3 separate regions of the Homo sapiens genome follow, and regions 1 and 3 are each linked to region 2. The links are chromatin loops, found by intact Hi-C in ENCODE. Cell type or tissue: mammary epithelial cell. All regions are shown on one strand.

What was found. Peaks named below come from ENCODE experiments on the same cell type or tissue, not always from the same donor. Only the 100,000 strongest peaks of a DNase experiment are listed, where the experiment ranks them.
Region 1: a loop joins it to region 2, with 9 times the contacts of the local background. A loop is called at or near these places in 42 of 110 quality-filtered maps.
Region 3: it touches region 2 in a loop (10-fold over the local background); 81 of 110 quality-filtered maps call a loop at or near these places.

The regions. Positions count from the first base shown.
Region 1 is chr2:238,356,482-238,358,981 of GRCh38, reverse strand. All of the region lies in intron 15 of TRAF3IP1 (TRAF3 interacting protein 1), which reads right to left. Among named protein-coding and RNA genes, the nearest start is that of TRAF3IP1, 37 kb to the right of the region's middle. In mammary epithelial cell, a CTCF peak has its summit at 1,434 (motif pointing left); no DNase peak of the experiment used is centred here.
Region 2 is chr2:238,461,881-238,464,380 of GRCh38, reverse strand. No RefSeq gene overlaps it. Among named protein-coding and RNA genes, the nearest start is that of ASB1, 36 kb to the right of the region's middle. In mammary epithelial cell, a CTCF peak has its summit at 1,383 (motif pointing right); a DNase peak (open chromatin) is centred at 1,400.
Region 3 is chr2:238,369,625-238,372,124 of GRCh38, reverse strand. All of the region lies in intron 15 of TRAF3IP1 (TRAF3 interacting protein 1), which reads right to left. Among named protein-coding and RNA genes, the nearest start is that of TRAF3IP1, 50 kb to the right of the region's middle. In mammary epithelial cell, a CTCF peak has its summit at 1,177 (motif pointing left); no DNase peak of the experiment used is centred here.

The sequences.
Region 1 (2,500 bases), 110 kb after region 2:
AGAGACCATCTGGCTCAAAAAGCCTGAAGTATTTTTATCTGGCCCTTTACAGAAAGTGGCCTGATTCTTGCTGGAAGAGACACTGGCTCTTGAATGCTAGGAGGCATGGAGAGGAGCCATGGAAGCATTGTCTATGAAAGGAAATGGCTGAAAAACCTAAATGTCCATCAATAGAGTAATTAATAAGCAAATAATGGACTATAAGGCTTCAATTAAAATGAATAAACTACATCTACATGTATCAAAACATGAGAGAGAGAAACATGCTGCATGAAGAAAGCAACCTGCATAACAGATCAACACGAGGGTGACATTAGAAACTCAAAAAACACCACGAGGCACATCCAAAGTAGAGATACACACCAAGTTCATCCTGGGGACTGCCCTCGGGGGAACAGGACTGGGGCAGGGGGAAAAAGGACTTTGGCTCTTCCTACATGTTTTTTTTGAGACAGGCTTGCTCTGTCATCCAAGCTGGAGTGCAGCAGTGCAATCACAGCTCACTGCAACCTCTGCTTCCTGGGCTCAAGCGATTCTTGTGCTTCAGCCTCCTGAGTAGCTGGGACTACAAGTGTGCACCACCATGCCCAGCTAATGTTTGCATTCTTAGTAGAAAGGGGATTGGCCATGTTGGCCAGGATGATCTCAAACTCATAGCCTCAAGCAATCCGCCCACCTTGGCTTCCTAAAGTGCTGGGATTACAGGTGTAAGTCACTGCGCCTGGCCACATTTTTATTTATTTAAAAAAAAAATGTAGCAGGAGAATGGCGTGAATCCGGGAGGCGGAGCTTGCAGTGAGCCGAGATCGCGCCACTGCACTCCAGCCTGGGCAACAGAGCGAGATTCTGACTCAAAAAAAAAAAAAAATGTAACAAAAATGTTTTAAGAAGACCAACAAGTTAAATTTAAGTCTGATGTTTATCAATATCCTAAAGAAAATCATACAGACACTTGCTGATTTTCCCCTAACTGTAACATACATCAACCCTGACTTTGAAGTTCTCACTGACCACTCTTTTTCAAAACAGCAGATGTTTACCAAAAAAGGACACTTTTCCTTTCATCTTCTGAAGCCCAAAGATTTACCAATCTGAAATAATTTACTCTTCCAAGGAGACTTTGAAACACAATCCTAATATGCTTTGCGTAAAAATCATAGCTATAAAATTGAAACCAATGGAGGCTTCAAAGGTGACCTCCACTAGGAGCCTGGAGGGACACATTCAGGGTTTTCGACTGGGTCTCAGAAATACCACCAGGGACACCAGGACAACCCCTCATGCATACAGAAAGGACTATAATGTATTAACATTCCATCAATGAAAAAACAAACTGCAGAAGGCATTTCTCCTTTCAGCAAGGCAAACAGTGGTGCTGTCAGCAAAGCCTCCGCCGACAACATTCTCCAGTTATTATTGTTAAAAGGGCTCCCTCTACTGTTAGTCTCAATTGCACAGTTCTCATTGGCTATTTCAGGCCCTAGCTTTGTGACAAACTAGGACATGTTAAGCAAAATTATCTAAAACAACCATTAATTCAGCTGGGGAGAAATACATATATGTGTGCATGTGTGTGTACGTATGTGTGCACACATCCCTATATATAAAACTTTTTTAAATTGTTGAGTTATTAGGCTAAATATCCAAGAAACTTCTGTTTAAAAGAAAAAAAAAATTCTTCTTCCTCTTTAAAGTGACTGTAAGAGAAACCTGGCTGTGGCATTTGAGACACACCCTGTTGGCCCACAGGTGCCCGCCCTAGTGGTCATGTGCCCAAGGAAAGGGTAGTGGCTGGCAAGAGGCCACAGGTCCCAACAAAAGCACATCACACATGTGTGAGGGAGACTGCGGGGAACCAGGTACAATAGAACATGTATTTAAAAAAAAGACTTAAAAACATTCCCGGCCAGGCGCGGTGGCTCACGCCTGTAATCCCAGCACTTTGGGAGGCCAAGGTGGGTGGATCACGAGGTCAGGAGATCGAGACCATCCTGGCTAACACGGTAAAACCCCGTCTCTACTAAAAATACAAAATATTAGCTAGGAGCAGTGTCGAGCACCTGTAGTCCCAGCTACACGGGAGGCTGAGGCAGGAGAATGGCGTGAACCCGGGAGGCGGAGCTTGCAGTGAGCCGAGATCATGCCACTGCTCTCCAGCCTGGGCGACAGAGCGAGACTCTACCTCAAAAAAAAAAAAAAAAAAATTCCCAGTCTCTTACTTTGCAATCAGCCAGGATCAGGCAGCCAGCCTCCCAGTCTGCAAACAGGACCTGGGAGAAGGGATGGGCAAGGCCAGAAGGGGAGAGTCAGGGAGTCAGAGCCCAACAGGCCTTTGGCTCTTGGCTCCTGAGCTCCCCAAGTAAGCCGCTGCCCCCTCCCAAGACGGGGCTGGATACCAGGCCAGGGAAGTAGCCCCACAGAGGAAGTCCCACACTTTATATCCTCCCAACTGGGAGGAGGGAGGAATGGCTTTTTTTTTCTTTCTGAGGCAGGGTCTCAC
Region 2 (2,500 bases):
TTTACAATAGCACTAAAAGGAATAAAATACTTAGAAATAAATTTAACAAAAAAGAGCAAGACATGCACCCCCAAAACTATAAAACATTACTGAAAGAAATCAAAGAAGACCTAAATAAATTGGAAGATATCTTGGGATAATGAATTATTAGACTTAATATTGTTAAGATGGAAATATTCCCCCTAATACTCAATGGATTCAACACAATTACTATAAAAACCCCAGCTGCCTTTTTTTGAAGAAATTGACAAGCTGATCCTAAAATTCATATGGAAATGTAAGAAACCCAGAATAGCCAAAATGATCTTGAAAAACAACAAACTTGCAGTACTCATACTTCATGATTTCAAAACTTATTACAAAACAACAGTAATCAAGACAGTATTGTATTGCCATAAGGTTAGAAATACATCAATAGAATTGAGAGTCCAAAATAAAACCTTATATTAATGGTCAATTGATTTTCCTTTTTTTTTTTTTTTTTTTTTGAAATGGAGTGTCCCTCTGTCCCCCAGGCTGGAGTGCAGTAGTGCACTCTTGGCTCACTACAACCTCCACCTCCTGGGTTCAAGCAATTCTCCTGCCTCAGCCTCCCGAGTAGCTGGGATTATAGGCACCCATCACCACCCCCAGCTAATTTGTATTTTTAGTAGAGATGGGGTTTCACCATGTTAGCCAGGCTGATCTCAAACTCCTGACCTCAGGTGATCCACCTGGCTTGGCCTCCCAAAGTGCTGGAATTACAGGTGTGAGCCACCACACCCAGCCATGGTCAACTGATTTTTGACAAGGGCACCAAGACAACTCAATAGAGGAAAGAATAGACTATTCAACAAAAATAATTGCTGGGAAAACTGGATATCTACATACAAAAGAATGAAGTTAGGCCCCCTACCTTACACCATATGTACACATTAATTCAGAGTGGATCAAAGACATAAAATGTAACAACTAAGAGACTATAAGACTTGGAAGAAAGCATGGGAGTAAACCTTCATGATCTTGGATCGAGCAATGGATTCTTAGATCTGACATCAAAAGCACAAGTAAAAATGAAAAATAGATAAGTTGGACTTCTTCAAAATTAAATGCCTTTGTGCTTCAAAGAACATCATGAAGAAAGTTAAAAGAAAACCTACAGAATGGGAGAAAATATTTGCAAATCAAATATCTGATAAGAGAATCATATCCAAAATATATAAAGACCTCTTCTAAGTAACAATAAAAAGACAACTCAATTTTAAAACGTGCAAAGGATCTAAACATACATTTCTCAAAGGACATATGTAAACAGCCAAAGAGCACATGAAAAGATGTGTGGTAGTATCACTCACTAGGGAAATGCAAATCAAAACCACAGTGAGATACCAATTCATCCCCACTAGGGGGAGTAAAATCAAAAAGACAGACAATAACAAGTGTTAGCAAGAATGTAGGGCAATCAAAACCCTTGTGCATTGACAGTGGGAATGTAAAATAGTTCAGCCACTGAGAAAACCAGTTCAGCAGTTCCTCAAAAATTAAATATTGAGTTAATATATGACCCAGCAATTCCATTCCCAGGTATATACTGAAGAAAACTGAAAACATGTATCTATATAAAACTTTGTACCCAAATGTTCATAGCAGCCTTATTTGCAATAGCCAAAAAATAGAAACAACCCAAATGTCCATGGACTGATAAATGGATAAACAAAATGTGGTGCATCCACAGAGTAGAATACTATTTGGCCATGAAAAGGAAGGAAATTCTGACACATGCTACAACATAGGCAAACCTTAAAAACATCATGCTAAGTGAAAGAAGCCACTCACAAAAGGCCACATATTATATGGTTCCATTTACATAAGTATAAATGGGATAGATAAATCCATAAACACTGAAAGCAAATTAATTGTAGCCGGGCCCTGGCAGGGACAGAACTGGGGTGTGAGTGCGAATAGATATGAAGTTTTTTGTTGGGGGTGATGGAAATGTTCTGGAATTAGACAGTGGTGATCAGCGCACAACTTTGTGGATACGCTAAAAACTGTTACACTTTAAAGTAGCATACTTTAAAATGGTGAACTTTATGGTGTGTGATTGTATCTCCACAAAGGCATGTAATTCGCTGCCACCAATGGCATGGCCTTGCTCAAGAACTCTGGAGGAGGTCCAGGCATGGTGGCTGACACCTGTAATCCCAGCGCTTTGGGAGGCCAAGGCAGGAAGATCACTTAAGGCCAGGAGTTTGAGACGAGCCTGAACAACATAGTAAGACCCTGTCTCCACCAAAAACAAAAAAATTAAAAATTAGCCAGATGTGGTGGTGAGCAACTACAGTCCTAGCTTTCCGGGAAGCTGAAGCAGGAGGATCGTTTGAGCCCAGAAGTTCAAGGCTGCAGTGAGCTATGATCGTGCCACTGCATTCCAGCCTGGGTGGCAGAGTAACACCCTGACTCAAAAAAAAAAAAAAAAAACAAAACACCTCTGCGGGTGGGAGGTGCTGTACTGGGTGTC
Region 3 (2,500 bases), 92 kb after region 2:
GAGAAAAAAACTTTTAAATGAATGTTACTTTAATGTGATTTTACTTCCCTTGACTCCCTCAACCCTACCATCTATTATTATTATGTTATTCTTCCACAAAACTATTTTTTCAAGAACTAGTTTAGGGATTTTGCATTCAATTCTGTAGTTATACTCAATTCTATATGCTTAATCAGTTTCAATAATCAATTTTAATTCATTTCACCTATACCAATGCTGCCCAATAGAAATATGCAAGCCATATACGTAATTTAATATTTTCTACTAGTTTCACTTTAAAAGTAAAAAGAAACAGATGAAATTAGTTTCAATAAATTTTATTTAATGTGATATATACAAAATCATTTCAACATGTAATCAATATAATAATTTCTAATGAGATAGTTTATATTCTTCTTTTCCAACACCATATTTGAAATCTGGTGTGTGTTTTATACTTAGGATATATTTCAGTTGGGATTCGTCAGTTTTCTAATACCCCCACCACATGGGCGAGTGGCCACTGCGCTGGTCATCCCAGGCCCACACTCAGGCTTTCCTTAGGCTTAGGTTTGGAAGAATATAAGAACAATCTTTTTTTGAGCTCTTGCATTATCTGGATGTGTCTTCCACTGTTTTTATGTATGAAATGACAATCTAGCTAAATAGTAAGAATCTTGGGTCAGTTTCTTTCTCTCCAAATGTTGAAGCAACTGTTCCTTTTTCTTCTGGCATTTAGGGCCACAGAGAAGTCTACAGCAAATCTGACTTTGGTTCTTTTCAAAAGAACCTATTTTTTCTTGATGTACAATATACTTGTAGGATTGTTTTTGGTTGTTCCCCCCACCAAAAAAAACAAAAACAAACCGAAAAAAACACCTGATCTCAACAATACTGCCAATATTGTGAGTTTCCTTTTTACCTGGCACATGAAAGCCCTTTTCAAGTGCAGACTCATAGAAGGTCAAGCTTCACGCTCTTTACGAAAAGTACAAAGCACCTCTAAAAAACAGACTTTCAATGTCGCATTAACTGAGATCAGAAAGCTAGTAAACTTCGTTCTTATCACATTTTACTCAGAAATCTATATTACTGTCCAAACGACAAATGTCCAAATTGTGGCAGAAAACCACATTACAAGAGAACTATGCCCGCTCCCTAGCACTCAGAGGCCTCGTGATGGGCTTAAAGCACCCCCTGGTGTTAGCATGGGGCTCACCAGAGGCTACAGCATGAAAAATGTCCGTAATTCCCCTAAATGCACATAGCTTCGTTTTTCACCTCTGGCAAGTGCTTCCCCACATTTTATCATTCATTCCCTTCCACTTCCCCCTTTCTCTTCTAACTTCTGTTCAACTGGCGATGAAATTCATCTCTTCAACAGTTGATGACATGCACTTAACGTCCACTGCTATGCTAGCCACGAGAGGGAGATGAGAGGCACTGGTCTTCACCTTATGAGATGCCCATTCCAGGGGAAAGTCAGTAACTGATCTTCCCTCCTGAGCCATTTGGTCCTGAAGCCATGAAGTGGGCAATGCCAGGGAAGCATGTACACTAGGCTGGGGGTGGGAGAGCCCGGGGTAGGGAGAATGGAGGCAGGAGCCCAGCACAGGAGGGAGAGGGCACCCACACGGCCAGGGAGACCAGGTAGGGAGGGCACAGACATTTGCACACACACATGTACACACACATACACAGACATGCACATACACATATATCACAGACATAGCCATGCATATATACACATGTACACATGCATGCAGACATGCACACGTATACATGTATACACTCAGACACGCACACATACGCATACACAGACATGCACAATACAGACATAAACATACACACATGCACACACAGACACAGACATTCACATAGACATGCACACACATATATACACATGCACACTTACAGACACACATACACGTTCACATATATACACACATACATACAGACATGCACACACGCATATATAACAAACACAGACACATACATTTTCCCCCTCTAGCTCTGTTCACTGAGATGACCTGAGAGCTGAACCTCCAAAAGTGGCAAACACTCCATTCTCCAATCAAAGGACCCAGGTCTCCTGGGGAAATGGCTGATTCTGGGGCTGGAGCAGGGAAAGAACAGGATGAGCCAGAAAGCAAGGAACAGCTCAAAGAATGCTGGGCGCAGGCTGAAAGGACACAAAGCCAGCTTGAAGGAGCTCTCCAGAGCCAAATCTGAGGCCATCTGCGCATGAAAATCATGGCAGTAAGAGATTACAGCCCACAGAGTCCAAGTGGAAGGCACAAGCCCATAATGATACAAACAAATGATTAAACTTAGTGAAGCACAGGGTACTTCGATTGTACAAAGTACTTCCTCCAAAATGCTAGTAATTACAAAGAGAAAAGGAGCGGCTTGACTGCAGAGAAGCTGGCAGACAGCATCCACATCGAGAGGCCACGGAGAGCGTCTGCAGTCAGGAACAATCTGAAACCTTGAACCACTCAGCAAGACGCAGCAAAGGCAG